2 separate regions of the Homo sapiens genome follow, and region 1 is linked to region 2. The links are chromatin loops, found by intact Hi-C in ENCODE. Cell type or tissue: PC-3. All regions are shown on one strand. Links, peaks and the distances in the headings refer to the core of each region. The heading gives the core; the rest is flanking DNA.

Region 1 (15,877 bases), core at 3,864-8,863, 90 kb before region 2:
GGTTACTATGATTCCTTTATAATTATAGTAAATATCTTTTAGTGAGATCTTTTTGTGACTGTAAATATCCTGTTTATAACCATCTTACATTGTCCACTAACTGTTCTCACCTAAAACAATTATTACTGTAGTGTTTCTTTTCAAATGGTAATTTCCTATATCAATGACTCTTCATTTACTAATTGGAATTCCATGGCAAGAAAGTGTGTTCCTTTCTCCCGTTTGAATTTACTTAATTATATCTGGATACCACTTTTTATTTTATGGGTTATGGCCCATTATTATAGTGCTCAAAGTGTCCCTAATTTGGCCACTGAGAGCTCCTTAGAGTTGGCTCATACATTCTTTTGACATGCTCCCATCATTTTTTGAACATTTTGCCACTTTCATCCTGTACTTCCCCAGTCCCAGTCCCAGTCCCCAATTCAGTTTTTCCAAGGAACTCTGGTTCCTTTTATTGGTGCCTGGCACTTAAACCCAAGATCTGGTACTGGGTGTATTGACTGGAGCTATGATGTCACTGCTTCTAGGCCCTCTCATGAACAGAAGTAAGAAATATATAAGGCATACATGTACACATACACATATATGCAACCTTCTCTTTATCTCCATTCATTCATACTGATATCTCAAATTCTAATCCAAGGTTCATTATAGATTCCCCTTTACCTTATTTCTAGCTCTTTTTTTCTGATGTTAAAAAAATTAACTCTTAATATCCACCACATATTTAGTTGCTTAATCTTAAACTACACATAAAGTTGTTTCAGAATTGCTAACTCACCTAAATTTTGTCAAGTTTTTAATGAGCCAGTTAGACTGCACATTTTGATCATAAAATGCACAAATAACATGCCCACCCACACAAATACAACCACTGGAAGTGTACCAACAAATACTTCCAGTTTTACCCATCTTGGTGATAGCAACACCAGGAAGAAATCTTAAGTAATCTTTTCTCATGGTTTGCAAGTCTTGTTTATTATACTTCCCAGGTAGCTCTCAGACTGCCCACTTTTCTCCCTCAAGGTACCACATCTTTCAGTCAAGTTGCCGCCACAGCCTTTGGTCATCTCCCCACATCCAATTTTGCTTCCCTCCAATCTCCAGGGGCTTAGCCTTTAAATAGACAAACTAATCACTCTACTTTCACTCATTTTGATGGCTTTCTCTATATGTCAGATAAAGTCTAAAATCCTCAGCGTAGCCTAAAATACACTGCATGATCTAACTCCTACCAATCTTTATAGCTTCAAGTCACTCAATATTCTCTACATTCCACCTATATTAACCTTTTTGAATTCTTCTTTCATACTCCAGTTCTTGCACATACTGTTCCCACTAAACTATAAGTACTCCTTCTCCCTACATCCCCGCCTTAGTCCTGCTAACTCTTATATATCATTCAAGTCTTCACTTAAATATTATTCCTCAGTAAAGTTGTCCCTGAACTCCCAGTCTGGGTTAGACTCCTATGTGAAATCGTCCTAAAGCACACAGCATCTCTCAATGACAATTTGTGCTAAACTCATCTGTAATTCATCAAGTAGGCCTTCCCAGCTAGATTATCAATTCCTTAAGGACAAGGACTTTGTATTGCACACTGTTACATCCCAGTGCTCGACACAGGGTACAGCACAGAAACAGGGCCGAATTAGTACTGAATGAATGCCTAAATGAATAAATGAACCAAAAGATATTATCGAAAATTAGCTAGATATAGTGACTGACAACTACCAGCAATACATAGAAACTACACTTTCTATAATTTTTATGGATGTGAAGACTTCTGGATCCTTTCTGCTGCATTATATTGCCTAGCTAATGCTGAAAATATAACTATAAAGTAGTAATCAGCTGAATTTTTTTTTTTTTTTTTTGAGACAGGCTCTCACTCTGTTGCCCAGGCTGGAGTGCAGTAGCATGATCTCGGCTCACTGCAATCTCTGCTTCCCAGGCTCAAGTGATCCTCTCACCTCAAGACTCCCAAGTAGCTGGGACAACAGGCATGTGCCAACACACTGGCTAATTTTTCTATTTTTTGTAGAGATGGGGTTTCATCATGTTGCCCAGACTGGTCTCAAACTCCTGAGCTGAACTGATCCACCCGCCTCAGTCTCCCAAAGTGCTGGGATTACAGGCATGCAACACCGCACCCGGCCAATCAGCCAAATTCTTATCCAGCAAATGGAGAAACACTGTTAAAACTGATTAACATAATGAGCTTATGGCCAAATTAACAGTAATAATAAAAGCCAAAACCCCAAACACACAATTAAAAAGCATAATCAACTATTTTTTTCTCAAAAGTTCATTACAGTATTGGATTTCGTTAACTATCACTTATTTTAAATCCAACTGCTTTGAGATACGCAATATCTACGTTAGCCTGCTTTATGTACTTGTTACAATTTTACATTAAAGATCATTTATGTTGGCTTAAGGACTAATGCAAGGACCAGTATGTCTAAAGGAGATGGTGATTGGAAATTTTTAGATGTTCTGTCACTGCCACTGATTCTGTATTCTCAGTTCAGCAGACCTCCTGACAAAACTTTTACTATCATGTGATTGAAGAAATAAATGGGCCTTTAAATGTACTTTGCCACTAAAGTAACTTAATTTGCCTATAGGAAATATGGGAAAGATTACGACTTTTACTCTTGCAGATACAGTATATTTTTTAGAATCAGAAGCCCATTTTATTTCTCAGAAAGTAACATGATAAGGACTATAATTCATTGCAACTGGTTTCTCCTCTCTTCCCCTTTTTCTTCCCTCCTTTTCCCCCCATTCTGGTACAATTATTATTTCCTTGCATCTCAGGAAACCTGAACCAACATATTAGGAAACTGATTATTTCAAATCAACAATAATTAAAAAATAATTTTTATTTTTAAAATGTTAAAACAATGTTCCTCTTTCACTTTTACTAGTAAGTGAAAATAAGACAGTCTTCTTCAAGAGCACAGCAGGTATCATAAAAAAATGAAATAATCTTACTTTAATCACTCATGTCTGAGAGAATGATGAACACGGTATCTGGTATTTTGAGGCACTGGGGAGGCTTACCCTACTTATTATGTTATCAGTATTTTTGAGCAAAGAGCTAAGTCAAACTGTACACCTTTTACCTTGTTCGTAGTAAGTTTTGTGACTTTTCAATTTAAAAAAATTATTCATTAAGGCTGGACGTGGTGGCTCACACCTGTAATCCCAGCACTTTGGGAGGCCAAAGTGGGAGAATCTCTTGAGCACAGGAGTTCAAGACCAGCCTGAACAACACAGTGAGACCCCATCTCTACAAAAATTTTAAAATTAGCCAGGTGAGGTGGCATATGCCTGTAGTCCCAGCTACTCAGGAGGCTGAGGTGGGATGATCACTTGAGCCCAGGAGTCCCCAGCTGCAGTGAGTGAGCCATGATAGTGCCACTGCACAACAGCTTGAGTGACAGAGTAAGACCATGTCTCTTAAAAAACCTTTTTTAAATTTCACTAAACAGTAATTACACTGCATAAAATTCAAGATGCATTAATATAGACACTGCTACAAGAAATAAGCAAATCCAAGAAATACTATAGTTTATTTTACTACCTCCGCAATCTACCCCCGAAAATGCCTTATATGTCTGTGATTTAGTCAAAATAAATACTTGTCTTTATTTAAATCTATAGAAAGGAAGGGCAGAAATGAACTACGCCAATGAAAGCCAGGGTCAGTCTCCCCATATTTTTATTTTTTCTTCGTCTTTACCATATCAGCTTCTTTAATTTTTACCCCCATCAGAATTGACCAGCACTAATAAAATGATGGTAATATTCCTTTCTCTTCTAACTCCAAGGATTCACCAAATATTTAAGGAAATATATTTGAGACCCACAAAATAACCCATTTGAAAGCACAGCAAAAGAAGAATTAAGATGCCTGGAAATCTATACAACTGGAAAATAAATCATTTTATTTAGGAATGGTACTCATTTATGTGCATATTTAATGTGATATCTGCCAGAGCTTTTAAGGCTCAAAAGTTTCCTTTCTCTCAAATTTTCACAAAATGGAAATTTCAATTGCATCATAAATGTAAAGATCTTTATAGACCAAGAAAAAAAATAGCTGAATTTCAAACAGAACAGACAGCTATTCTGGATAATTCACATATCAATAGCTGATCAATATAAGATCAATCTGAATCATATAGCTAACTGCCTTTTTCCAAAGCCTGTGGCTGAATGTGCTCCTGCCCAGAAAAATACATTAGAAGGTCTGCCCTGGAGGCATGAAAAGCATCACCTTAGCAAAAGGAAAAACATAATACAGTTGATCTTTCATCAGTACCAAAATATGCTAGTACAGCTTACTGAATGTTTGCTATTATTTTCTTGTTTGCATTCTTATTCAAAACATACCTTTTTATCCAAAAGTCATTCTAGATTATTTAAAATAAACTTCGAAATTATAGTTATAATTTCTTCACTTACTATGTTTTATTTTGGAATTTCTGGTCATTAAAAAATGGTGAAATATAAATATACTAGCCTCTTTTTGTACACTAAAATCTTTTCCTATGAGTAGGTACCACCAATACGCAGTTGTAGGACGTTTACACACCAACGGCTGTGCCCCATCAATAGTGATGGAGAAAGAGATCTCGAGGGCTTAGAAGACAAAGACAAAGAGATTTCTTGAAAGTCTTCTCATAATCTCAAAAAAAAAATACAATAAATCATCCCCAAAGTACTAGTAAGTTTTACTAGAATAAAGTAGATGAGGAAACCTTTAAATCTCTTTTTAAAAGAAAAATCAGTACAGACTATTTTATTACTACGAGGTTTTGCCATTACTTTTAATGGCAAAAACCACAATTACTTTTGCACCAACCTAATAAAATATGTCTTGTTACTAGATATGAGAGTGCATATTTCAATTTAAGATAAGTTTTGAGTAAGGATAGAAACTGCTTCTTTTCTAAATAATACAAAGAATCAAATTAATGTTGATCTTTCTGTGAGGACAAAATGCATCAACAACTGAAACTTTTAATTTAACAATAATACAATTGAAAGAACATGAGATCTTAAGTTCTATGATCTGAACTTGAGTATCAGATTCTAGTATTTACTAGTCTGTTATCTTAGGCTAGTTACCTAACCTTTACAAAGCTTGATTTATTCATGTTATGTGGAGGTGATGACTAATATATCTCTCATAAATACATTCAGACATATATCAGATATATCTCTCAGATATATTCATGTCCTTTAATACTCAGAAGCAAATATTTTCTACACTGCGAACTACTACGAGATACTACTGCTCCTACTATTACTAACAATAATACACAAGATTATAAATACTGTCAAATTATTTTAACACTGTCATTCATCATTCTCTTGTAATGGAAACAAATGAAGGCTAGGAAAGCTTTGTAGGGTCTTAATTTTTTCTCTTGCAGGTGAAAAAAACTGAGTCAAATAGGCATGGCAGGCAATTTTGTGGCAGAAAATCTGTCTCCTAGGAGTACAAAAGGTTTAGGGGGAGTTGGGGAGGAAAACCTGTCCCTGAGGTTCTCCCTCCCTACTGCTGATATGAAACATCAAAATGTCTTTTAGTCCTAATAACTCTGTTTCTCTTAAAGAAAAAAATAACCAAGGCTAGTCACTGAAATGTCCTATAACTTATTCTCTCAGTCTTTTATAGCCTTCGAAAGAGACATAGATAAATATCATATTTGATGAACACTGGGTATGAAATTTAAGAAACATTTAAATTGAAAAAGAACCCTTTCTTCAAAGCTCTAGAAGCTCAGGACTCTCTGCATTTGACATGCCTCCATGATCCCCTGGAACACAGTTTGAAAACCACTAGTCTCAGAGAGCCTTGCAGGGCATTAGGTATTTCAGATTAAGGCTGAAATTATGATCTATTAAAGAACAGAACCAATATAGAGATATCAGTGGGACCTGCAGATGAGGGAGAGTAATACATCACCAATGTCATACTTTTCCTAGTAATTTTCACAAATCTCTGCTTCAAAATAGAGGCTTTTATCACCTGTAAAACGAAACGTATAGCTGTATTTTCCAGGGCTAACAGCCATGCACACCTGTCATCACTTTTTAGAAGTGTCAAGGGAGTCTTATAAAGTGCTGGGTTTCTTTTAAATTATCAAAATGATTTCAAGTCTTAGTGACACACATTTGGTTGGCATCTAGAAGTGATTTCCCAGGTAACTAAATACTACTCCTTTTCTCAAACAAAAACATCACCTGATAAATTTCCTAGAGAGATATCCATAGCTGCACACACACACACACACACACACACACACACACACACACACACACCCCACTGGCTGCCAGGAAGCTCAAAGCTAAAATTTGTGTTCAAATGCACCAATTTCCTTAGCCCAGTTTTCTGTCACAATTATTTTCTTTCGTTACATAAATCCTATTAACTTTTCTTTCTTCAAAATCTTATTACATACAGTTTTTAAATTTTAAAGTCACATGCTTTTAAATGTTTTTCCCCAGTGATTTATCTTTATTTTAATAATTGCCATGTATGCATTTGTTTTTCAGAAGTGGCAAGATGCCCAGGTACAATGGCTCATGCTTGTGGGGGTTGAGGCAGGTGGACTGCTTGAGCCCAGGAGTTCAAGACCATCCTGGGCAACATCATGAAGCCCCATCTCTACTAAAAATACAAAAATTAGCCAGGCATAATGGCACAGCACTTGTAGTCCCAGCTACTCAGGAGGATGAGGTAGGAGGATCGATGCCCAGGAGGTCGAGGCTGCAGCGATCCGACATCATGCCACTCTGTACTCTTGCCTGGGCGACCGAAACCCCATCTCAAAAAGAAAAAAAAGTGGAAAGATATAAATAATAAAGCACTGAATATACAAAATATACAGCAATAGCATTAATACAAATTATTCCACAATATTCCTTTACATACTTTAAAATTTTTTAAATCAATTATTTCAGATCCGTATTAAGGTAAAGAAGCATAGGACTTTAGAAGTAAAAAGGCCATGCAAAATTATCCAGTCCAACTTCATCTTTTAAAAAAAATTTTAAAATTAGTTGCATTAAATTCTTGTCTTTCTGCTGTCATTTACTAAGCAACTAGACAAGTATACACAAATGACCAAATGTTCCTTTAGAAATGTAAGCTAAATCATGTGACTACTCTGTTCAAAACCCTTAGTGATTTCTCATCTCACATAAACCAAAGTCTTTACCATATCCTACGGGATTCATCATGGCTCAATCCCCTACTTCCTCTCTCTCATCTCCTCCCACTCTTTCCATGGCTCACTCCTCTCCAGTCACTCTAATCTCCCACTGGTCCCTCTAACATGTCAGCATGCCCTTTTCTACCTCAGACACTCTTCTACCAGACAAATTAGCACACCTTGTCCCCTCCTCACCATCTTATGGTCTTTGTGTCACTTTGTCAGAGAGGTCTTCTCTGATCACCCTATCTGAAATCACCACCTTACCCCCCTCCCTGCCCCCATCCATTGACAGCTATCTCTCTGCTCTCTTCCCAGCTTGACTTTGCTCCAAAGTATTTATTACATTTTGACATATGATATAGTTTATTTGTTCATTTTCTTCTTCCTCCACTACAATGTAAACTCCAGGTTGGCAGTACTTTGTTTTCTTTGTTTGGTTCATTACTATCTCTCTGGCACCTAAACAATGCACCTAAACCTGGCACCTATCAGGTACTGAACAAATATCTGTTTAATGACTTAAAGACTGACTTATTGAATCAAGCTGTTTCTACTCTGCTTTGTACCAATATTCCATTTTCTACATTTTAAAAGTGTTTGTGCCACTTACCCAAACATGTATTCTGACACTAATGGAAAAAATTCAAAAGAACTTCATGAGAACATTTAAGATGTGAACTTCGCTTTGATTTACTTTTAAAATCCAAAGTAATACATAAATAGGTTGAAAGAAAATGAAGAGAAAAAGATATTCCATGCAAACATTAATTTTTTTAAAAAAGAAAAAAGCAAGAATAGTCAACTAATATATTAATTATATGCATAAACTACCTAGGTATTACAGAATCATAAAAGATAATTAGAAAAAATTAAGTAGCTTAACAGTTTCATTCTAATCTTTTTTAATAACAATAAATCCTTTCTTATATACTTTTATTAAGGAAGACTAAATATGCTCTTTGGACAAAACTAACCTCAAATGTGTTTTCTGAGCCTAGGATAGTAATTCGATCTGTTCTTAGAATGCAACTATGCAAACAAAAAGAACTGAAAAGTCTGGAGCATTTTAGAATCCTAAATTCATTCATCCCACATTTTTTCTAGTCCAATCTTGATGCATAAAGCTGCTGGACAATGAAGGGGTCATGTGAATTCTCTCCATACACCTCCAGGGAAAGCACTCTGCCTTATCCAAATTCAAGTGACTCAATTAGGGGACACCCAAATCATTCCTCCTTGTAATTCGTGTACTATTCAATATATAATGTGGACCACAGGATTCTAATCTTTCTTGTACTTATGTGTCAAAGTTTTAAAAACAGCTGTCACCTACCTCCTATAGAATAAATGTATTCTGCCAGCAACGTAGACTAAGTTTACTTTTGTAAGGATTCTTTATTTTTCAATGTTTACTTCCATACAATAAAATAAGAGAAGAGCTCTTTCAAAGTCTTTATTTCTAAAGCCTGGAAGTATGCTAATAGAGACTAATGAGTTCATGTAATTGAAAGTATTACATTTAGAGCTGTGAAAAGAGGGTACTAAGTTCAGCTCTGAAGTACATATTTACAGACCAACTTTATTTAAATTTGCTCATTAACACTTTAGTTTTAAAATAATTTCTGACTTCTGAATATTTTAGGAGGCAGTCTCCATTCTAGGAAAGCTGAGGAAAGGCTAGCTTCTCGAGTGTTTCTTTTATCCCATGCCTACTGTACTAAAATGTATGGGGTAGCATCACAGAAATAAAAATTTTTAACAAGATTCCTGTTTTTTTAAATGCACAATTAAGATCAGCAGCTTTGTTGTAAACTACCACTTAATGCAGAAGCAGGATGCTTTGTAATACTTTTTATTCTTGCCAAATACAGAACTTCTCCATTCTTCCAGAGTGGTCAAGTTTTAAGATCACTAAAATATTTTAAAAGGGAAGAGTACAAATTGTATTAATATCACAGACAGTAAAGATGGTGGGGATTTCCTGGGAAATTCCTTGTTTCCAAAGACCCATGTACGGCAACGTTCTCCAGAGAAGACCAGGAGGAATTTGCAGATAAGACTACAGCTAAGCCTTGATGGAAGACTTCCTAGCCAACAATCAGAACAACTGTGCCGCCATCCAGTGTGTGTGCCAATGGTGGCAAGCCAGTCTGAGCCACCGGCTCCAATTAGTTGTTGTATCTAATTAGCTTGCATACCAATGGAAACAATAATATTGAGAAAATTTAACAATCTCTCATCAAAGCTTAATATTTAAATTCCTTGCGTCAATTCATTTACAACCATTTGGCAGAGAATCTGCCCTTTTGCCTGCCTAAATACCAACTGTCTGCCTACTATTCTGTCTTGATACTTCGGCAAAATATAAACACTCATTTACTTTTAACTGTTTCCAGAACATTCAAAACAAACTATAAAGCGAAAATTATATATAATTTTATCCCCCACAGCAACTGATAAAATTTATTGAATGTTCACTCAGTGGACATTTCCTGATGTCCATTCTGACAGAGGGAGCCTTGCTTGTGTTAGAAACTCCATAAATATTTGCCTATTTGGTTTGCCTTTTCAAAATACTGACTTTCCCCTATAACTACAGTTTCCTATTATCAAATAAAAAATTCATGTCTGAGAATTCTCATCTTTTCACTAAACACTAAAATGTTCAACAAAAATTTTGTTACATTTTCAAGAGAAATCAATGTCTACTTTAGCAAATAAGATCCAGGGAGAAGGGGGCAAGGGCGTAAGTATTGAGTATTGTACTCAATTTAAATAGTGCATGTGCAAAAAGCCTATCGAGATTAAGGCATTTTAGGCCGGGCACGATGGCTCATGCCTGTAATCCCAGCAATTTGGGAGACCGAGGTGGGCGGATCATTTGAGGTCAGGCGTTCGAGACCAGCTTGGCCAACATGGTGAAACCCCGTCTCTACAAAAAATATAAAAATCAGCCGGGCATGGTGGCGGGCACCTGTAATCCCAGCTACTCAGGAGGCTGAGGCAGGAGAATCGCTTGAATCTAGGAGGCAGAGGTTGCAATGAGTCAAGATCGCGCCACTGCACTTAGCGTGGGCGACAGAGCGAGACTCCGTCTCAAAACAAAAAAAAAAAAAGAGAGAGAGAGATTACGGCATTTTAGCTAAATGAATCTACAGATGTGACTAAACTTACAATGGTGTTACATCCCAATAAAGCCATCATAAACTGAAAATATCCAAAGTCAAAAATGCATTTATATACCTAACCTACTAAAACATCATAGCTTTACCCTAGCCTATCTTAAACATGCTTGAATACTTACATTAGCCTACAGTTGGGCAAAATATGGCACAATCTAACACAAAGCTTATTTTAAATAAAATGTTGAACATTTCCTGTAACTCACTGAATACCACACTGAAGTACATTTTCTACTGAATGTTTATCACTTTTGCACCATCATAAAGTCAAAAAAATTTAAATCTAACCATTGTAAGTCAGGGACCAACTGTATTTTATAGATTCAAAGATGACACAGAGATAGAAGGTTCTTTTTAGAGATTATCTAATGTAATTTTTTATTTTGCAAATTAGGAAATTTGCTTGTCAAGATTACTGCATGCCTCATATTTCTTTTCTTTTTTATTGTCGCAAATTATCCAGAAATGTTGCATTGATTTTCATATTAGATCACAAAAAAAGAAAACATTTGATTTCCTCAGTATTTATATATCATGACCACTGCTCTGTTTATGGTAATAAGACAACATAAGTATACTTATTGTATACTGCATATAATATGTACAATAAGTACATAAGTTCTTATTGTATACTTATTGCAAATACTACATAATTATTAAGCGAGAAATCAGCATACTTCTATCATCCTATAATTGAGATTGACAGAAATCTAGAATGACATTTCATGAAATCAGAACCCTGAAAAACTTAATCTTCACAAACTCCTAGACAACACCAACTCCTAATTTATGCACAGAAGTTTTGTCTGAACCTCATGAGCAGGTTTACAACACTTTTTTCAGACCTGCAAAATGTTTCACCAGTCTATAAAATTTTGTCGAGCCTTTGCTTTGCAAAAGGAAAAAAGAGAACGAGTCACATACCTTCACTGAAAGAATTAGAAAAAGCAATTCCAGAATAACATCCCAAGTGACAGTCTAATACTAACTGCAGCCACAAACAAACCTGCCTATAAGAACAATAAATAATCTTTCTGTATTGGTTGATACAAGTATTTGTCCTAGTTAAAAGGCTGCTTAAGGAGTTTCATGTTAGTAAAATAGAGTAGATGATGGTGAGAGGAAAGGGGTGGTATATCAGATTCCGTATTGCAGATTAAACTTTATGTGCCATTACCATCAGAGAAATGCAAATCAAAACCACAATGAGATATCATCTCACACCAGTTAGAATGGCGATCATTAAAAAGTCAGGAAACAACAGGTGCTGGAGAGGATGTGGAGAAATAGGAACACTTTTACACTGTTGGTGGGACTGTAAACTAGTTCAACCATTGTGGAAGACAGTGTGGTGATTCCTCAAGGACCTAGAACTAGAAGTACTATTTGACCCAGCCATTCCATTACTGGGTATATATCCAAAGGATTATAAATCATGCTGCTATAAAGACATATGCACATGTATGTTTATTGCAGCACTATTCACAATAGCAAAGACTTGGAACCAACCCAAATGTCCAACAATGACAGACTGGATTAAGAAAATGTGGCACATAAACACCACGGAATACCATGCAGCCATAAAAAAGGATGAGTTCATGTCCTTTGCAGGGACATGGATGAAGCTGGAAACCATCATTCTCAGCAAACTATCGCAAGGACAGAAAACCAAACATCGCATGTTCTCACTCATAGGTAGGAATTGAACAATAAGAACACTTGGACACAGGGTGGGGAACATCCCACACCAGGGCCTGTGGTGGGGTGGGGGGAGTGGGGAGGGACAGCATTAGGAGATATACCTAATGTAAATGACGAGTTAATGGGTGCAGCGCACCAACATGGGACATGTACACATATATAACAAACCTGCACGTTGTGCACATGTACCCAAGAACTTAAAGTATAAAACAAAAACAAACAAACAAAAAACCTTTATGTGCCATTAAAAGACTTCTGGAAAATCTCAAGTCAAAACTACATACAACCTCATACTTTTTTTTGTATAGGATATGTGACATTAATCATAAATTATTTAGAAAAAGGCAAGGGACAGACACATCTTAAATGTTTCTTTTAATCTAACCAATTTAAGAACATAAAAATCTCAGCAGCTGCTCAAAGGGTTAATTCCAAAAACTCAGAAATTTTTCAAAAAATGTTTTGAAAAATCTTGAAAAGCCAGATAATTGGTACCCTTCTCTTCCTTTTTAAAAGATTACAGATGGCCAGGCACGGTGGCTCAAGCCTATAATCCCAGCACTTTGGGAGGCCAAGGCAGGCAGATCACCTGAAGTCAGTAGCTCGAGAACAGCCTGGCCAAAATGGTGAAACACCGTTTCCACTAAAAATACAAAATTAGCCAGGCTTGGTGGCAGGCGCCTGTAATCCCAGCTACTCGGGAGGCTGAGGCAAGAGAATCACTTGAACCCCAGGGGTGGAGGTTGCAGTGAGCCAAGATCGCGCCACTGCACTCCAGCCTGGGCGAGAAAGCAAGACTCCACCTCAAAAATAAATAAATAAAAATAAAAGATTACAAAGCATGTATCTACAAGAAGTCAAAATGAGACAGAAAATTATATTTGGGAGTCTCCAAGAATCAAATGGTATCCTCTACCACCTAAACATGAATTCAGAAAAAGTATCAGGTTAAAAATATTTGTTCTTTCCCCTCATTACTCACAGTGTGACTATATCACTCATCACCCAAACCACAACACTGGAAAGTGAAAAAGGGTGATATTGATAATTTTGCCAGGATAAGAGAAGTTAGGATATAAGGGCTCCCTAGTTATTTTTATAATGGTCTCTCCTCTACTAGACCGAAGGTCAGTGATACGGAGGGGTTAGATATTCACTATTATATTTCTCACAGTAGCACATTCTCTCACACAAACTAAGCAGTCAAGCCTCACATGGTGAAAAATGAAACAAATACACCGGAGAGGACGTTCATAACTACTTAGCAAAGTGTAAACATTCTGACTAGTGGACAAAGACTAAGTGTGTAAGTCTATGGGTTTAGACTTTAAAACTCAAGAAAAGAATGAGAATGGAAATTACTTATGCTATCCCATTAAATATATCTAATGTTTTCTGTATACTAAAGGACCTACAAGTGTTCAAATCCTAACAGTAAAATCTTAAGAGTCATCACTAGTCAAGAAAAAGCTTCTGAAAGTATGGTATACTCCTGGTAAGTGAATAATGTGGGAATATATTTCTCCTCCAGCCCAGCCTCAGATTAGTATGTAAATTGTGAAAAGAGTACACAAATTGAATGTTTTTATTTGCTTTTCAATTGTTTCATGAATATTTACTATACAAAACACATTTTATTATTAAATCTAAATCCTTGTCCCAAAGGAAAAAAAAACACACAATAGCTTTATTGTGGCTACTTCAATTCTTAAAAGAGTAAAATAACCTAATAATTGTTTCTTACTGATCAAAAGTAATGTGTGCCTAGAAGATTCAAAACTGCTAAAGTTTCCTGATGGTACATAAGGACCTATATTCTGTACTGCTTCTCAACAACTTTGTATCAGCTTATCTAGTTTTCATTAGGACTAGTCCTGCTTGGCGGCAGAAAGCAATTGGTGTAGTTAAAATATTTATAGTTTCATTTCAGTTCCACTGTGGTTTGTTGAACAGACATAAAACCACAATCTTTATCATATGTGTCACTTCCTGTAATTCACAACTGAACCCAATTCCACTATTCATTATATAACACACTATTTAACAAAACAAAATACCACAGATAAAGAAAATAATTAGAATCCATTTAGGTTTTTTTTTTTTAAATTCTTTTCTCCAAGAGAGGTGTGAAAAGATCTTGAAAATCTGAAGAGGCATTTCCTAAGTGCTTTTCTTTCCTGCAGCTTTACTCAATTATACATAAGTCATCAATGCCTGTGATAACAGGATACAAAAAATAATAAGGATGCAGCACAAACAACCTAACTTTTTTATAGTTCTTCACACCTAAAATTTAAGAAATCAGCTAACAAATAACAAAACTGAAGGATGTAAACTTCATTTCCTATTCCACCTTCTGGTACTGCAGCTAATAAACAGGGAAATGGTCTACAGGTAGCTGGTAAAAGAAAGAGAGGAAAGGCAGAGAAAACACAAGAGCCAGTTTACCAGACACTAATTACACCTTCCTGGATGCTTCCCTTTTAAATTCCCTTCATAATTCATAAGGAATACGGTCCTTAAATTCATTTCTGGGATAGGCAAGAGTTTAGCTAGGATTTTTATTTTTAAACAAATTTAGACAAATATGAGTGACAAACTTCATTTTATAAGAAATTTAATTCGTATTTTATAAAATCACAGATTCAACTAATACAACATTACAATGAAACTGCTTCATCCAGGTCCCAAATAATCATAAGTGATGCAGTGGAACAGGAATAAACTGGCTAAGCACCAACTGAAGATATCAGAATATTTATGCAGCAAAAACCAGCAGACATCATATAGTAAGTAGTCAAAGAAATGTTTAGCATTGCACAGTTATTCCAGAAACAGGGAGTACACAATGTTTGGCTTATACAGTTTACAGACACACATCAAGCATGTACCATTTGTTCATTCATTTACTTTAAAAACATTTACTGAGCTCCATTATGGTTAATTCAAGGCCATGGAGAAGTGAAGAGGTATATCACAACTTTTGTCTTCAAGGAGCTCAATAATCAATCATGGCATGAACAAATAATACTTGTACCAAGTGAGGCAAGTACAAAAGTGCTATGAGAAAGCACAGGGGAATAAGAGATTTCTGCATCCTGTGAAAAACGGCAGCCTTCACAGAGAAGGTGACATTGAACTAAAACTAAAATAAGGACAGGAGTTTGCTAAAAGGGAAAAAAAGGAATCCTGGCATTCAGAGAAGTTTAACTTACACAAGTTGAATAGCCCTTATCTGAAATGCTTAACCCCAGAAGTGTTTTGGATATTTTATTTTTTCAGATTTTGAAATATGTGCATTATACCTACCTAGTGGGCATCCAAAATCCAAAAATCCAATTGAGAATTGAATGAGCATTTCCTTTCAGTGTTATGTTGGTGCTGAAAAAGTTGTGAATTACAAAGTGTTTTGAATTTTCGAATTTGGGATGCTCACCCCGTATTACTTACACCTGAGCTAGCCCTGGGGTCATGCCAAATGACCCAAATTGGTCTTCTTAAATCGTCTAGAATAAAAATCAAGACTTTTGTATTCCCTAGAAGAAACAAGACAGTAAGTACTACCATGACTAACCAGTAACATAAAAATAAATGGGTAACTATAGGAGCAAATTATTAAAGTTATAAAATGTAGGCAATTTACTTAAACACCAAACCTGATTCTTCATCAATAAAACAGAAATAATAAAAGCTGTCCAACCTACCTTCATAAGGTGGTTGTGAGGATCAAATATAATAACATATAGACAGCTT
Region 2 (15,877 bases), core at 5,749-10,748:
CTCTGAAACTAAATTCTTGAATAATTTATCACATTAATTCTTATAAAGGGAACAGAGTATCATAAGAGACAATGCATTCAATAGTTTCATCGCAGATGCAGAAATATTCTTCATACAAATGCATCTAACAAAAATTGACAGAATATGAGGAAACAATACTAAAATATAGGACTAAATAGTTTTCTGGTGATCTAGTTTGATATGAAGTTAGAAGTGAGTTCATGCCACCATTTTTCCAATCTCATGTTCATAAAACAACCTCTAATACAAATTCAGAAAAATTTTACTGAGTATAGACCTGGTCTCAGAAACCTCAAAGCAGCCACTTCAAGGAACTGGAGTAGGCATTTGAACCTTTACAGATGAGACAATAATAATGTAAAAGAGAATTAAAGACCAGCGTAGAAGATAGGTTAATAGTACAGGAAATGGAGCCAGGTGGTTTGATCTGAATCATGGCTTATCTACTTAATGGCTGTGACTTTGGCAAGTTTCTAATTGTGACTATATTGCAGTTTCTCACCTGCAAGGTTGTGGTAACAACAGTCCTTACTCAGAGTTACTGAGAACTAGCATCCATAAAGCTCCCAGAACAGCATCTATCTACCCTCCTAGATTAAAGGGGTAAGACAGGCAAACCACTTAGATCAGTGTCTGGCATATAACTTACCACCTACTCTGCAATCATTCAAGAATATGTATTCTTAAAATTCTGTTAGGCCGGATGCGGTGGCTCACGCCTGTAGTCCCAGCACTTTGGGAGGCAGAGGCAGGCGGATCATGAGGTCAGGAGATCGAGACTATCCTAGCTAACACAGTGAAACCCCATCTCTACTAAAAATACAAAAAAATTAGCCAGGTGTGGTGGCGGGTGCCTGTAGTCCCAGCTACTTGGGAGGCTGAGGCAGGAGAATGGCATGAACCCAGAAAGCAGAGCTTGCAGTGAGCCGAGATCATGCCACTGCACTCCAGTCTGCGCGAAAGAGCAAGACTCCATCTCAAAATTTAAAAAAAAAAAAATCTGAGTTAATACACACATTTTATTTTAGCCATCAAATTAAAATAACCTGAATTTTAATCTACACATTTATTTTCAAGGTCACTGGAATCCCTAATCTTGGCTAATTTAACTACGTTTATCCTGAATCAATCTCTTTGCTTCCCAATTGTTTCCAGTGACCAAAATTTTTAGTATCTGGAAAACATACTAAGAAGCTTTTAATGAAAATTGCTTAAAGAGTTCTTTTTCTACACATATCTTACCATATATCCAGTATTTTTCAGTCATTTGTTCTCAAATGCTTTCACTTGGCTTCAGCTCTGCTGACCTTGTTAATCCTTAATTCACAAATTATGGTAAAGTCATATCTTACTCCAGAATTAGGTTCTTTTTTTTTTTTTTGAGACAGGGTCTTGCTCTGTTGCCCAGGCTGGGGTGTGGTGGTGCAATCTCGGCTCACTGAAACTTCCGCCTCCCAGGCTCAAAGCAATCCTCCTACCTCAACCTCCCAAGTAGCTGGGACTACAGGTGTGTGCCACCATGCCCAGCTAATTTTTGTATTTTTTGGAGAGACAAGGTTTCGCCATGTTGCCCAGGCTGGTCTCAAACTCCTGGGCTCAAGCAATCCTCCCACGTCAGCCTCTCAAAGTGCTAGAATTACAGGCATGAGCCACTGCACCCGGCCAGAATAAGGTCCTAAGGTAGTTGCAAAAGGCAAAAATTGCATACTCAAAATTACCTTTGAATAGCTCTTAAATCAGTCGGTCAAGTATTCTTCAATAAGGCCAAAACAGCCAATGTTCCTCTAGCACTGCAACAGATCACTCACTGTTCATTCGGCTGAATAACAGATGAAGTAGCTGACTAAGTTTAGGAAAGACTAAAAATCACTGTCAGGGAAGGGAGCTATTCACACTATGAAATGCAATCAAGAACTAAAAGGACTTCTTCCATCTCTCACTCAGGGACACACATTCACTGATCAGAATAAAAGGAATGGCTGAATGACTCTCACTTGCACTCTTAAATTATATTTCTCAAGTATGTTCTCTCCTTTTCGTAAAGAAGACTATACATAGTTGAATTTACAGAAATTAACTAAAGTGAAATGCATGTGATCTAACGCTTCCACTAAAAATTCTAAAGGCGGTTCTAATGCCATACAAATTTAATGTTTATATTTTATTGTGCTGAATGTTCTAAATTCTCAACATTCCACTTAGCTAGCAGAACTCAGTTTTTTGTGGAACAATTTAAAAATTCCACCTGATCGCCTAACTTTTCCTTCAGTCAAGGATTATAGTAGAGAATTAAGGTGCAGTCTCAGGGAAATGACAGAGAAATTCCTCTCCTACATATGAGAAGGTGTGGAACACCAGTGAGGATGTGGGTTAATTCTGGCCATGTTGTCTAAGGAGTGTTCCCACATTCAAAAACAATCAGATGTCTGTCGTGAAGACAACAACCTGATCAAATCATCTACAGAAATGTGTGAAGCTGAAGTACATCAGGACACTAATTGCTTTTTTGATGGAAGAAAAAATGTACTCGACTACAAAAAAGATGGGCATCATGATCTACACTTTTGCAATAGTGAAAAATGAGGACGAAATTGATTAGAATTGGGAATTGGAGACAAAAATGCACTTGGCTTGGTATACGCAACGGACTTTCTAAAGCTTTATGCTAATCAGAATTTTTACATGGTAATATTATCGTTCTTTTAAACTGCAAAGTCTAAAGACTTTTATAACTCAGTCTTTAGAGTTGCTATCTGAATCAAAATGGAGAACCACAAATGAATTTGCAAATGACTTTGTACAAGCTAGTCTCTTTAATAAAAGGGGGAGGGGAGGAAGAAGGAGTAAATGCCAGAATTATTTCATAAGCAATTTCTGGGGTAGAGTGGCAGTGGAAAGTGCCTTTGCAAATGAGCCTCCAAATTCAGGCTACTGTCAAAGAAATGCCTTTCATTGTACTTTGTTGAAGAATTCTGCCTGTTTAGGTCCAAATACTCCTACTTAAAAAATAATACCTCACACCTGTAATCCCAGCACTTTGGGAGGCCAAGGCAGACAGATCACCTGAGGTTGAGAGTTTGAGACCAGCCTGACCAATATGGAGAAACCCCGTCCTACTGAAAATACAAAAATTAGCCAGGCTTGGTGGCGGGCACCTGTAATCCCAGCTACTCAGGAGGCTGAGGCAGGAGAATCGCTTGTACGCGGGAGGCAGAGGTTCTGGTGAGCCGAGATCATGCCATTGCACTCCAGCCTGGTGACAGAGCGAGACTCCGTCTCAAAAAAAAAAAAAAAATACACTCAGAGACTAAATAATATGTAACTAGGTTATTTTCTGATTCAGATATCAGATAATAAAAAATAAGACAATACAGTACCAGAACAATATGAAACCAACCTAGTTTTACATTAATATTTGAGTATTAATTAATAAATTGGAATAAAAAGAGAATAAATAAATTCTTTTACTTTTTTTATTATTTAGGAACTGGCTTTCTGAAGAAAATCAAAAAAGAATAAAAAGCCCAGAAAGGCACTTTGGGAGCTGAGGCAGGAGGACTGCTTGGGTCTAGGATTTCAAGACCAACGTGGGCAACATAACAAGACTCTGTCTCTACAATAAAAAACGTTTTTAAATTAGCTGAGCATATTAACACACACATGTAGCCCAAGCTACTAGGGAGGCTGAGGCAAGAAGAACCCTTGAGCTCAGGAGACCAGCCTGGCCACACAGCATGACTCCGTCTCTATTTTTTTCTTTTTAAGTCCAGAAAGTCTACATTGTGGTTTTTAATTTACTTAATAAATAACCAAATACCTACTATATGCCAGGCAATGATCCACATGCTTTGTCATAATTCTTGGGGAAGACACACATATTCCACTGTGGTTTTTCAATAGAACAAAAGACTTATAAAATGTTTCATTTTTAACCGATAATAACCAGGTACTACTCAAAGCTCAAAATATCTTTACTGGTCAGGTGCAGTGGCTATAAGCCCAGCACTCTGGGAGGCTGAGGCAGGAGGACTGTTTGAGCCCAGGAATTTAACAACAGTTTGGTCGACATGGAAAGGCCCCCATCTCTACAAAAAATTTTAAAAAAATTAGCCAGGCATGGCCGGGCACAGTGGCTCATGCCTGTAATCCCAGAACTTTGGGAGGCTGAGGTGGGCGGATCATGAGGTCAGGAGATCAAGACCATCCTGGCCAACATACTGAAACCCCGTGTCTACTAAAAATACAAAAAAAAAAAAAAAAAAAAATTAGCCAGGCATGGTGGCGGGCGCCTGTAGTCCCAGCTACTCAGGAGGCTGAGGCAGGTCAATGGCGTGAACCTGGGAGGCGGAGCTTGCAGTGAGCCGAGATTGCGCCACTGCACTCCAGCCTGGGCGACAGAGCGAGACTCCATCTCGAAAAAAAAAAAAAAATTAGCCACGCATGGTGGCATACACCTGTAGTCCCAACTACTTGGGAGGCTGAGGTGGAAGGATCACTTGAGCCCCACTTGAGCCCAGGATGTGGAGGCTTCGGCGAGCCATGATCACACCACTGCATGCCAGCTTGGGTGATAGAACAAGACTAGCTCATATATATTTATTGACTGGATGCCAATAAATATAAATATTGATTATTTTCAACAACTTATGGGTAGCTATTCACCTGAAGTCTCCTGCTTCTCCTTTTTAAATGTGTTATTTTACTTATCATTTTATCCACCTACTTATCCATTAAGTGTTCAACCTCAGGTCAAATAATTGGTGGGAGGATAAAAGATGTATGTGTGTAAATATGCAAAACACAGTTTATGAACTCAAAGAGGCATGGTTTTTCTTCATTTTACAAAGGTCAAGAGGAAACAAAACCAATTATTTGGTAGACCTCATAAAAGGTTTAAGATGCTAAGATAACAGATATGATGGTGCCCTTTAAAACTGTAAAATTCTACTCTAATATATTATTACTAAACAAAATTGGCTTATTACTTTGATGGCTTCAATTATTCATGCTATTACTATGGATATCAAAGGTCCCTTACTACCTGAATAAATTTAAGATCTAAATACGGCCTGTGATATTTTATTAAGTTTAGTTGTAGTATTTAAATAAAGATATCCAATATTTTGTGTCAATTCAGTCAATTTGAAAGAATTATATCCTTTAAGGGTTTCCATTCATTTATAATGATTTAATAGAAAGAAAATAAGATTTACAGTTAGGATTTGAATTTTGGCTTTGTATGACCTTCAACAATGTAAACTCTCTGAGATTCAGTCACCCCAACTATAAAATGAGGGTGATGTGAAATTTAAATAAATGAGAATATGACAATATTCAGCATAATGTTTACCACATATGAGAACTCAATATTTTCTTTGCATCTTCTTTCAAACATTGTAAAACTTATCAATTATATACCCTCTTTTATCAGACAGTAAGTGCTCTATGGAGTTTTTTCCTATGACCCTCCCATTTTTATGTAAATGGTTACAATCTCAACATCTTTCCACTATCTCATCTTTTTTGTATCTCCACAGTACCTAAAATATTGGTTAATGACATTTACTAGACCGTAATAAGCCCAAAGGATATTCTCATTTCTAAATGTATTTACATAAGAAGAAAATAAGGAGTATCTGAAATCAGGACCTTCCCAGAAAATGTGGGATGAACAAAGCTCTAAATCAGCTGCATGGTATTAACCCGACTGCAAATTTTTATTCTATAATTAAATAAATCATTGCAATTTATCACTGTTCTTCAGATCTGATTCAGCAGTAATACAATTTGTACCTTGGAGTCTTACCTAACACTATTCATTTGTATAAAAGAGCTCAAAGTATTTCAGAACCAAAGTATACAAAACATTTCTCCAATACAATCATTCATCCAAGCAAAGTTTCCATTATTTTCTTATAAAAATGCAACAGAAATAGCAATTAAAATTACACATTTTCATTCCTATTATCTGAAAAATGTAAGCATGTGCTTACAAATTCAAGAACCACCCAATAAAGGCATTATTACAATTGGCCAGCCTCACACATTGCTATGTTATTTACTAATCTTCTCTGTACGTTTTCCTCTTTGAAGCATTGTTCTAGTACTCAGCTATAATAAACAAACCTTGTATAGTTAATTATGTTGCTGTACTAACAATAAAAAGTTGGCCCTCTTCCACTTTGACTGTAAAAATCTTCATTAAGGAGGCTAAAGCACACAAATACAGAAAAGTCAACTGCATGAAGACATACATAACCTGCTAAAAGAATGTGTATTACAAAATGGAATGCACATAAAGCTAGACACTAATCTATCTTTATATATAAATAATGTATGCAAATATGAATCTGCAAACATATGGTGACAACATAATTATAAAAGATCATTTAGTCTTTCTTGGTTAAAATTCTCACATAAGGCATATGCAGCTTAAAAGTTTCTCCTAAGTATGTTTCTTTTTAAACCTAAACTTTTTTTTAATTTCCTCATTTAATAGTTGATTCTTTTTTTTTTTCCAAATGAAATGCAGGGTACATTTTTCTTCCTATAAAATCACCCTTAATTGATATTCTTCCTATAAAATCACCTTAATTGATATCATAATAAGAGACTAAAAACTGTACAGGTTTTTTTAAACCTTCATGATTGGACAAGGGAAAAATCATCATGGCTGTGCCACTGATATGGAGTGGCAACTAAAACTCCCGAGTGTGAAAATGAATAAATACACAGGTAAAAGAACGATCCTAAGGCATCATAATTTTAATATAAAATGTAAAATGTTCTCTGAATTGACATTAGGTGGAACAAACTCTGCTGCTTCCTACTATACTTAAATATTTTAAAGAGGACTACATAGAAAAATTTCATTATTAAAACTTTAAGGCCAAAAAAAAAAAAAGAAATACTATTTGTAGACAAGTGATTTCAGATTTTTAAAATACCACAAAGGTATTCAGAAGTTCAGTTAATCTAACCAACGCTTGAGAAAAAGGCTGTAAACTTGCCAAAATGATTATGGCTGAACAGTAGAATTATTTTTTGCTGAGCCACAAAACTGTACTATTCTTAACAATAAATGATTTTCTTAAAGCCATTAATCTAAAACGAATATATGTTGTTCTTTAGAGAAAACTCAGAACATCAAATACAAAATAAAATGATCAGAAAGAAGCAGAAAGGGAAGCGGGCCATAAAATGTAGGGTAAAGGGCCCAGGATCTGAGAGGTCTGAGGGGAACACTGAGGCTCAGAGATTGAATGTATTTAGAAAAACAAAATGCTATTCTCTGCCATTACAGAACTGCTGGGAGCATAAAAGATGAAGCATGAGACCTGCTACCTCATAAGTGCCTAACAAATAATGGTATTAGTAGTAGTATTGTTTGTCCATATTGCTGGCTCTAGTGCAGCAGGTGAATAGTGCTTAACAAAAAAACAAACTAGGATGGCGTCCTTTGGAGATTTTCTTTGTAGTTTCCTTTAACTTCAATAGTTATTTGATCATCTTATATTTCTATTCAGTGATAACTATTTTCTTTTCTTTTCTTTTCTTTTTTTTTTTTGAAACAGCGTCTCACTCTGTCGCCCAGGCTGGAGTGCAGTGGCATGATCTCAGCTCACTGCAACCTCCGCCTCCCAGGTTCAAGCAATTCTCCTGCCTCAGCCTCCCAAGTAGCTGGGATCACAGGCATAAGCCAACACACCCACCTAAGTTTTGTGTTTTTAGTAGAGACAGGGTTTCACCATGTTGGCCAGGCAGGTCTCGAACTCCTGACCTCAGGTGATCCTCCCGCCTCAGCCTCCCAAATGGCAGGGATTACAGGTGTGAGCCACTGCGCCTGGCCGATAACTATTTTCAAGCAAAGCAATTATGGCATGTTATAAGAAATTTGGGGATTTTAACTGTTTATTTACCCAATTTACTAACTTAATGCCACCTTAATGGCAATAATTAGATTTTTCTCAGCAGAAAGACTGTTAGTAGAATGTACTCCTTCACTTTTCAATATAACAATTAACCTGATATCCATCTGCAAAGTGCTCCATACTGTCAACAGAATAAAATGACCATCATCTAAATCCTACAGATTCTGGTAAAATGGTGAAAGCTTTTATTCCTGTGACATTTGAATTCTTAGAAGCAAAGAAGATTGTAGAAACAATTTAAAACATATTTCCATAAATTTAACAAATAGTCTTTCTGTTTCAATGTATATTTTGGCTTTGTGGACTGCTCATGACTATACTGGGGGGGCGGGGGGCGGGGAAAAAAAACAAACAAGATAAAAGGATGTGACTCACACCTCACCTGAAGAACAAAGTTCTATGCAACAGATTACTACTATACAGCAGACCTTTATTTGTATGAGAATCATATTCAATCATACTAAAAACAACTTTAAAAACCATCAGACTTGGCCAGGCTTGATGATTCATGCCTATAATCCCAGTGCTTTGGGAGGTCAAAGCAGGAGGATCATTTGGGAGGTCAAGGCAGGAGGTCATGAGTTTCAAGACCAGCCTGGGCAACACAGCAAGACTCCATCTCTACAAAAAAATAAAAATAAAAATTTAGCTAGGTGTGTTAGCCCAATCCTGTAGTCTCAGCTACTTGAGAGGCTGAGGCAGCAGGATAGCTTGAGCACAAAAGATACAGGTTGCAGTGAGCTATGATCATGCCACTGAGCTCCAGCCTGGGTGAAAGTAAGACCTTGTCTCTATATTAAGACAAGAAACAAAAACATCAGGCTTGGGGAGAGGTATAAATGATAGGGAAGATGTGGCAGGCTTCTGAGGAGTGGTAATAATGTTATGTTGCCAATAAATATCAATGAAGTGCAATTTATTGAACATTTACTACGTTCCAGGCACTTTTCAAACTGTAAGTGTCTTTCAGATATTCACATTCTAATGGGAGGGAATACACAACACAGTTAATCATAAGAAACTGATAGAAGTAAATGTTAGGAGGTGTTAACTCCTACGGAAAGAAAAAGCGGAGTAAAAATAATTGGGTGTATTGAGGTAGGGTGATCAGGGTTAGCCTCACCGAGATGACATTTGAGGAAATAGCCAGTGCAGAGACCCTAAGATGGAAGCATGTCTGGCACATTTGAGGGACAGGGAAGAGGCCAGCGTAGCGGCAGCAGAGTGATCAAGAGAATAAGCAATAAGGTCAGAGAGACAAAGGGGGCCCTGATCACTCTCAAAGGCCATTGTAATGGGAACACAAGGAGTAATATGATCTCACTTTCATGTTTAAAAGATCATTCTGGCTGTCATATTAAGAATAGACTATATAGAAGGAAGGATGGAAGAAGGGAGACCTGTTGGGAGGGTGTGGCAATAACTCAAGCAAGATATGAAGACGGCTTGGACCATAATAGTAACAATGGAGAAAGTGGGAAGTGATTAGACTCTAGATGTATTCTGAAGGTAGGACAAAAACGATTTGATGACAGAATGAACGTAGAGTGAGAGAGAAAAAGGAATCAATGACTCCTAAATGGAAAGACAGATTTGCTATTAACTGAAATGAAAAAGACTGGGTGAAGCAGATTTGGGAGGGGAAGCAGAAGTTGTTTTGGACTTGTTGAAGTGCCTATTAAATATTCATATGGGGCAATGAGTAAACAGTTATCCACAGAAGCTAAATTTTAAATGAGAAGATTTTACAGACAGCCTAAGAAAAATAAAATTTAAATAAAATTAAACCTTAAGTGTTAATATATAAGTAGCTAATCAATATAATAAATTTTCACCGTTATTAACCTTCATTTAGCACATCTATGAAATGCTCCATCATTAAAGGTCACAACACTACAAAAGAAAAAAAGTTACTGCATACACTCTAATGGATTAATAATTTTGACCCAAGTTACTGGGTATGTGGACAAAAAGAGAAAATACTTAAGCTATCCAGTAATCTTAATCACAGCTCAACAATACAAAGGGCTTAATTCATCCCTATATTCAATGTATAATCGTAGAAGTGAAAATGCCAAGAGATCCTATCAGATTTCATCTGCAGCTTTCACTGCAGACACAGTGAGCTTTGCAGGTTCATAATGGCATAAACAGTGTGGCTGTGTGCCACAGACACAAAGATACCTCATGGCAGATTTTCTCCCTAAACCAAATAACTTGGTTGTTACTATTTATTAAGAATAATATGATAAAACCAGAACTGAGTATTGATAGTAAAAGCACACTGCCATGCAGCTACACATTGTCATAAAGTATTACCCAAGTTAGCTGTTTATTTGGTAAGTGTTTGAACAATTTACCACATAGGAAAAAAAATTTCATTGGGTAATCCACTAGTATAGCTCCAGAACAGTATGAAACAAAACTTAATTAAGCCCTGTAAGCAATGCTAAGCTAAAGAAATAAAATTTAGAAAAACAAGTAAAATTGGGCGAAAGGAAGGACTGTCCTTATTCTCTGGAATAAATGAGAAAGCGTAGTTACCAGCTAATAAAATGTGAATGGTGAATGTTTACCCAATTATCCTAACCTTAAATAATAAGCAGTAAGGTATAAAGGGATATTATTGAGATGCCTATTCTCCCAGTCTATAATAGTTCCAAACTTTAACCAGGCTCCTTTATGATCCATAAAAAAGTTATACCCCAGGACAAGGCTGGCATCATGTGGCAGAGCCCTACATGCCTCAAAACTTACTTGAAACTAGGTAGAAACAGAAATTACACTTTAAAAGAGGAATAAATCATACTAAGCAAAAGCTGACTGATCTGCTTTCCTACTCCTTTTCAAAGAATTCATTCTGTAATTCTGTACATCAAGAGGATAAAACTGTCCTTTCTACTCAAAGTCCAAATCATCAAGCAAAGGATGGAAAAACAGCATATCTTTTAGAACCTCTTCTGCTCTATCACCCAACAGACTTAGCACAGTGCCTGGCTTATGTAATACTCAATGTTTGCTAAATCTGAACTTCATCTGATCTCATCTCTCCCCCTTATTTCACCTTCTTCTTTAATGGAATCTCTTAAACCTCCCAACCTCCACTCAATTATTTGCCTAGCCTTTTTTATTATAAAACTAAATGCTTTAATTATGTTAAGTGAAAGACACCAGATATAAAAGGCCACACCTTGTATGATTCCATTTATACAAAATGCCCAGAATAGACAAATCCATAGAGACAGAAAGTCGATTCGTGGTTGCCAGAAGCTGGGGGGGAGGGGGGAATGGAGAATGCTAATGGATGTGGGGTTCCTTTCTAGGATGATGAAAATGTTTTGGAAGTAATGACAGTGACAGTTGCACAACGTTGTGAGTACACTAGAAACTACTGAATTGCATAATTTAAAAGAGTGAATTGTATGGTATTTAAATTATATCTCAATTTTTTTAAATGGGCAGCCTGAAGTCCTTCTTAGGGCATGAGACAAGAGTCCTATTACCTCGATAACTTAGTAGTTCCATAATTGATCACTATATTACGGTATCATAACTGAGGTTGAGAATGAGGTCCTAAACTAATAAGAAAATGTTAAACTCATACTGTTTCAAAGAAGAGGGAAATATAAAACTACTTAGAAACAAATTTTATCTCACATAAATTAAATTTAGGAACCTGAAGGTATACATTTCAGTTACTCAACAAATTCACGCATGTTCCAAAAAGGCATGACTGGATAAATTTTCCATCTTATAGAAAACTATCTTCTTTCTCCGGCTAGAGGTTGAACATTCCTAATCTGAAAAGCTGAAATCTGAAATGCTCCAAAATCAAAAACTTTCAGCACTGACATGATGCCACAAGTGGGAAACTCCACACCTAACCCCATGTGGCAGGTCCCAGTCAGATCGCAGGCACACAATACACAGTTTATTCAGCGTCCCCATGGGAGAAATAAAACTACCTTCAGGCTATGTGTATAAGGTGTGTAAGAAACATAAATGCATTTCATGTTTAGACTTAGGCCACATCCTGAAGATCGCTCATTATGAATATGCAAATATTCCAAAATTCAAATTCTGAAATCCAAAAGGCTTTTGGTCCCAAGCATCTCAGGTAAGAGATACTCAACCTGTACTTTATTAATCCTATATACTAGCTTTTAAAAAACAGCCTTTACTGATGATGGTTTCTTAAGGGGAAAATCCCACCCAACCTAACTAGTTCAACTCTCAAAGTTTTGTTCCTTTTAACTGCTACCACAGGCATGGCCTCTCCCGAACAATGTAACATTATATAACTCTTTACATTTGCACAATGCTTTAGTGTTCTAGAAGCTTTCATATACATGATCATGTATGATCCTACAAGGCAGGTGGAGTAAATCTGGTAAAGGAATGGTACTTGCTCAATTTCACAGTGGCGGATCTTGTGACAAAACTCAGGTTTTGACACTAAGGAGATGAAAGTGCTCAGCAGGCTTTTAGTGAATAAATGAACAAGACTACTAGATGAATTATCTTACTACTATACCACACTTCCTTCTATATGCTTTCCAATATTTTTCTCTAACTATTTCAAGGGAACCAGGCTTTTTTCAACAATAAAGATTATAAACTAAAGTCAAGAGGCCATATCTCATATTTATTCCAGGTCCCCACAGTTCTGAGTACTTGTGGATGGAATGATTAAAATGTCAACCTGTGAGTCCTGAATGTATTTATGGTTGTTGAGCTGCATCATCAAAAAAGACAAACTAAAGCGGAAAACACTAAAAAAAAATTTCCCCTCAAGAGTTTGTATAAGACTTTAAAACAAAATTTAAGCCCACGTTCTGAAGAAATATTAACAAATGAATTAAGACCCTGTTAGAAATTGCATTGTAAAGCATATTTTTTGGTTTAAGTAAGGCCTTATACATTTCAAAAGCTATTATTCTCCTAAACTATTGATGGTGGCAGGCCCAGCAAAGACGTAAGACCTCTACAATTCGCCTACCTGTAAGAATGAAGCAAAAGTGCCTCATACTAAGTATAATTAATGTAAAAAAATTAAAGATTTCATTTTAAGAAAAAAATGTTTTCACCAATAAACACAACCCCAATTAATGAGTGTTGTATACATGAAAAATGAATTATTTAATTTAATAATAAAAGAGTCCATGTGATCTCCAAGTGAATTTTCTAGTCATCTTCCTTTTACTAATACCAGCCCAGCTGATGAGGCTTCTACAAACAGATGAAAGGGAAAATCTTTATTAAGAGATACTGACAACCAAGCAATCTAGGGTCACACACAAGTAACAAGATACTTATATGTATGCTTACCATTTTAGAGAAAAATAAGACATGCAGAAGTTATCTGCCTTAGTAACTACATAAAAATATTTGTCTATTACATGAAACATATTAAGAAGATAATGAATAATACATTATATGCCTTCACCATTCCCAAAACAAATGAAGAAAAGAAATGCACGCAAGCCTTATAAACAGCAACAACAGCATCAACAACTAACAATTTTTGAGCCCTTATATGCCAGGCACTACTCTGAGTGCTTTACATGTATTAACTCATATAATCCTCACACAACCCCATGTGGTTTTACAGATGAAGGAACTGAGGCACTGAGAAGGTATGTAACTAACCAAGAGGCTATGTATACGTAGTCTAGCCAGTCTCTCCAAAAGAAACCACCGTGTAATACTGCCTCTAACTCAATGTAACAGGTCCCACGGGTGCGCTGGGAAGAGAAAATTACAGAATGGAAGCAGTATTTGAGCGAAGCCTTGAAGAGCAAATGAAAGAGAGAGACAAAGGACCATGCTGGTGCACATGTGTAGGAGAAGGTTTTCCATCTCTGCTACTACTATTTGGCCTCTGCACACACAAGACACAGGCAGAAGTCATGAAGAGATAGAGAGACAGGCGGTCCACACATCCACAGGAAATGTTTAAGAGTACACTTAGGCCAACGCTGGCTTTGAGGGTAGTCTTTCCTGTTCTCCAGATGTAACATTTCTGACAGCTTTCTCAACGGCAAAAATGAAGAAGAATATATGTCGACCACACTTAATTATGTGTTCCAGAGATGGGAGCTAGACACATGTAAACTGACATGCTACCAGCAATAACTTCTTCTCCTGTGAGAAATAATCTATAGTAAGAGAAAGGCAATAAATAATGATACACACTGAACAGCTATGTTCAGTCCACAGGCCAAAAAAAAAAAAAAAAGGACCTAAGAATCCTCAAAAGCATTTTTAAGTCCCAAAGCCTGACTGGACAACATTCAGACGAACAGAACTCTGCTTCTCTAAGGGAAAGCCTTCCCTCCTGAGCCCAATTATGGAGTCTGGTTGAGTAGGTAATATGAATAATCTTGCAAAATTACTGAAGAAATTACTCTTGAAATCTCAATGCCACTAAATAGTCTTTATTTACTTATTACTTTCCCGGTGAAGAAAGTAATTACAACTTTATTCTACTTTCGTATTCACTTGAAAATTTCATTAATTATTAATTTTAGATGTACTCACTAAGAACAGGGGACTCTCTTTTTCTCTCAACTTCATGGAAACCTCTCTCCTGGTTTTCCTCCTACCCCCTAGATGGCAAACTCCTTAGGACTCCTCTGCTAGCTGCTAGTTCACCCATTTCTGAATGTTACGAGGGCTTGGTTTTGAGTATTACTGTCTGTCTATATTCTTTCCACACACAAATTCATCATTTCCTACAGATTTAAATATTTCTTTGATGACAATTCAAATTGATATTTCCAGCTCTCCACTGAGCTCCAAACTCATGTTCAACTGCCTACTTGACATCTCCATTTGGATGTCTCAGACATTTCAGAATTAACACATCCAAAACAGAACTCTTGATCCTGTCCATCAAACCACTTATCTCCCAGAAATCTTCCCCATCTCAAAACAGGCACCACCATTTCCCCAACAGACTCAAACCCAACCCCATGATTTCTTTCTCTGTTCTAACAGTCCCCCTAACTCTGCCATTTACCCATCAGCAAATCCTGTCCACCTGCCTTCAAAAAACATACTTCAAATGACCCTCTTTCTATCTCCACTGCTACTGCCATAATCTATAACACCATCCTCTCTCACCTGATGACTGTCAGCATCTACTCTTTTACCCACCTCCAATCTAGCAACCAGACTGATCTTAATAAAAGCCAAACTCTGCTTGATTTGGCCACAACCTCATTCTGCCACCTCATCTTGTACAACAGCATTCCCCTGCCCACTCCCCACTCCCCCTCAATCCAGCCACACCAGACTTCTTCCAGCTAGCTCCCTGAACATCAGAGCTATCTGCTTTCGAGCTTCAGCACATGCAGTTTGTAATACTAATGGTCCCCCACACCTTATGTACCTAACAACTTTTTGCTCTCAATTAAGATTTCACCTCCTTAGAAAAGCTTTCTCAACCCAAAATAAAACTAGAACCCCACACTAAAACTCATCCCTGGTTTTCTTCATAGCAATTATGATGTCTGTTTACTTCCCCAGCTCATCATAAAGGCAATTTTTCTGTTTTGTTTTGTTTTTAAACAAGTTCCAGTCTGTCTTCACAGCTAAAACATAAGCTCTACAAAGGCTGGAGATGCCTTCCATCTTGTTCATAATTGCATCCCCAGTATACAGCACAGTGCTGATCACATATTGGCCCTTAGAAAATATTTAATGTTAAATGAATGTTAACCTCAAAATGTATCTTAGCTTATCTCATTTCACTTAACCTAGTAGGAGATATTTTCTGAACACATCAGCGCCTGACATTCTTTCAAAAATATAATTTTATCTGCTATTTCCCAGGCCCCCAATACCATTTTGAACCTATCCACAGATTTCCCTATTAATTTCTGACTAGCTGCTTTATCAAACATGGAGACTATTCTTAACCT

Evidence for each region. Peaks named below come from ENCODE experiments on the same cell type or tissue, not always from the same donor. Only the 100,000 strongest peaks of a DNase experiment are listed, where the experiment ranks them.
Region 1: a loop joins it to region 2, with 2.4 times the contacts of the local background. A loop is called at or near these places in 1 of 110 quality-filtered maps.

What each region holds. Positions count from the first base shown.
Region 1 is chr3:23,323,143-23,339,019 of GRCh38, reverse strand. All of the region lies in intron 3 of UBE2E2 (ubiquitin conjugating enzyme E2 E2), which reads right to left. Among named protein-coding and RNA genes, the nearest start is that of UBE2E2, 130 kb to the right of the region's middle. In PC-3, for the core only: no CTCF peak of the experiment used is centred there; no DNase peak of the experiment used is centred there.
Region 2 is chr3:23,234,797-23,250,673 of GRCh38, reverse strand. The region is part of intron 3 of UBE2E2 (ubiquitin conjugating enzyme E2 E2); the gene reads right to left. Among named protein-coding and RNA genes, the nearest start is that of UBE2E2, 39 kb to the right of the region's middle. In PC-3, for the core only: no CTCF peak of the experiment used is centred there; a DNase peak (open chromatin) is centred at 8,373; H3K27ac peaks cover 1,065 bases.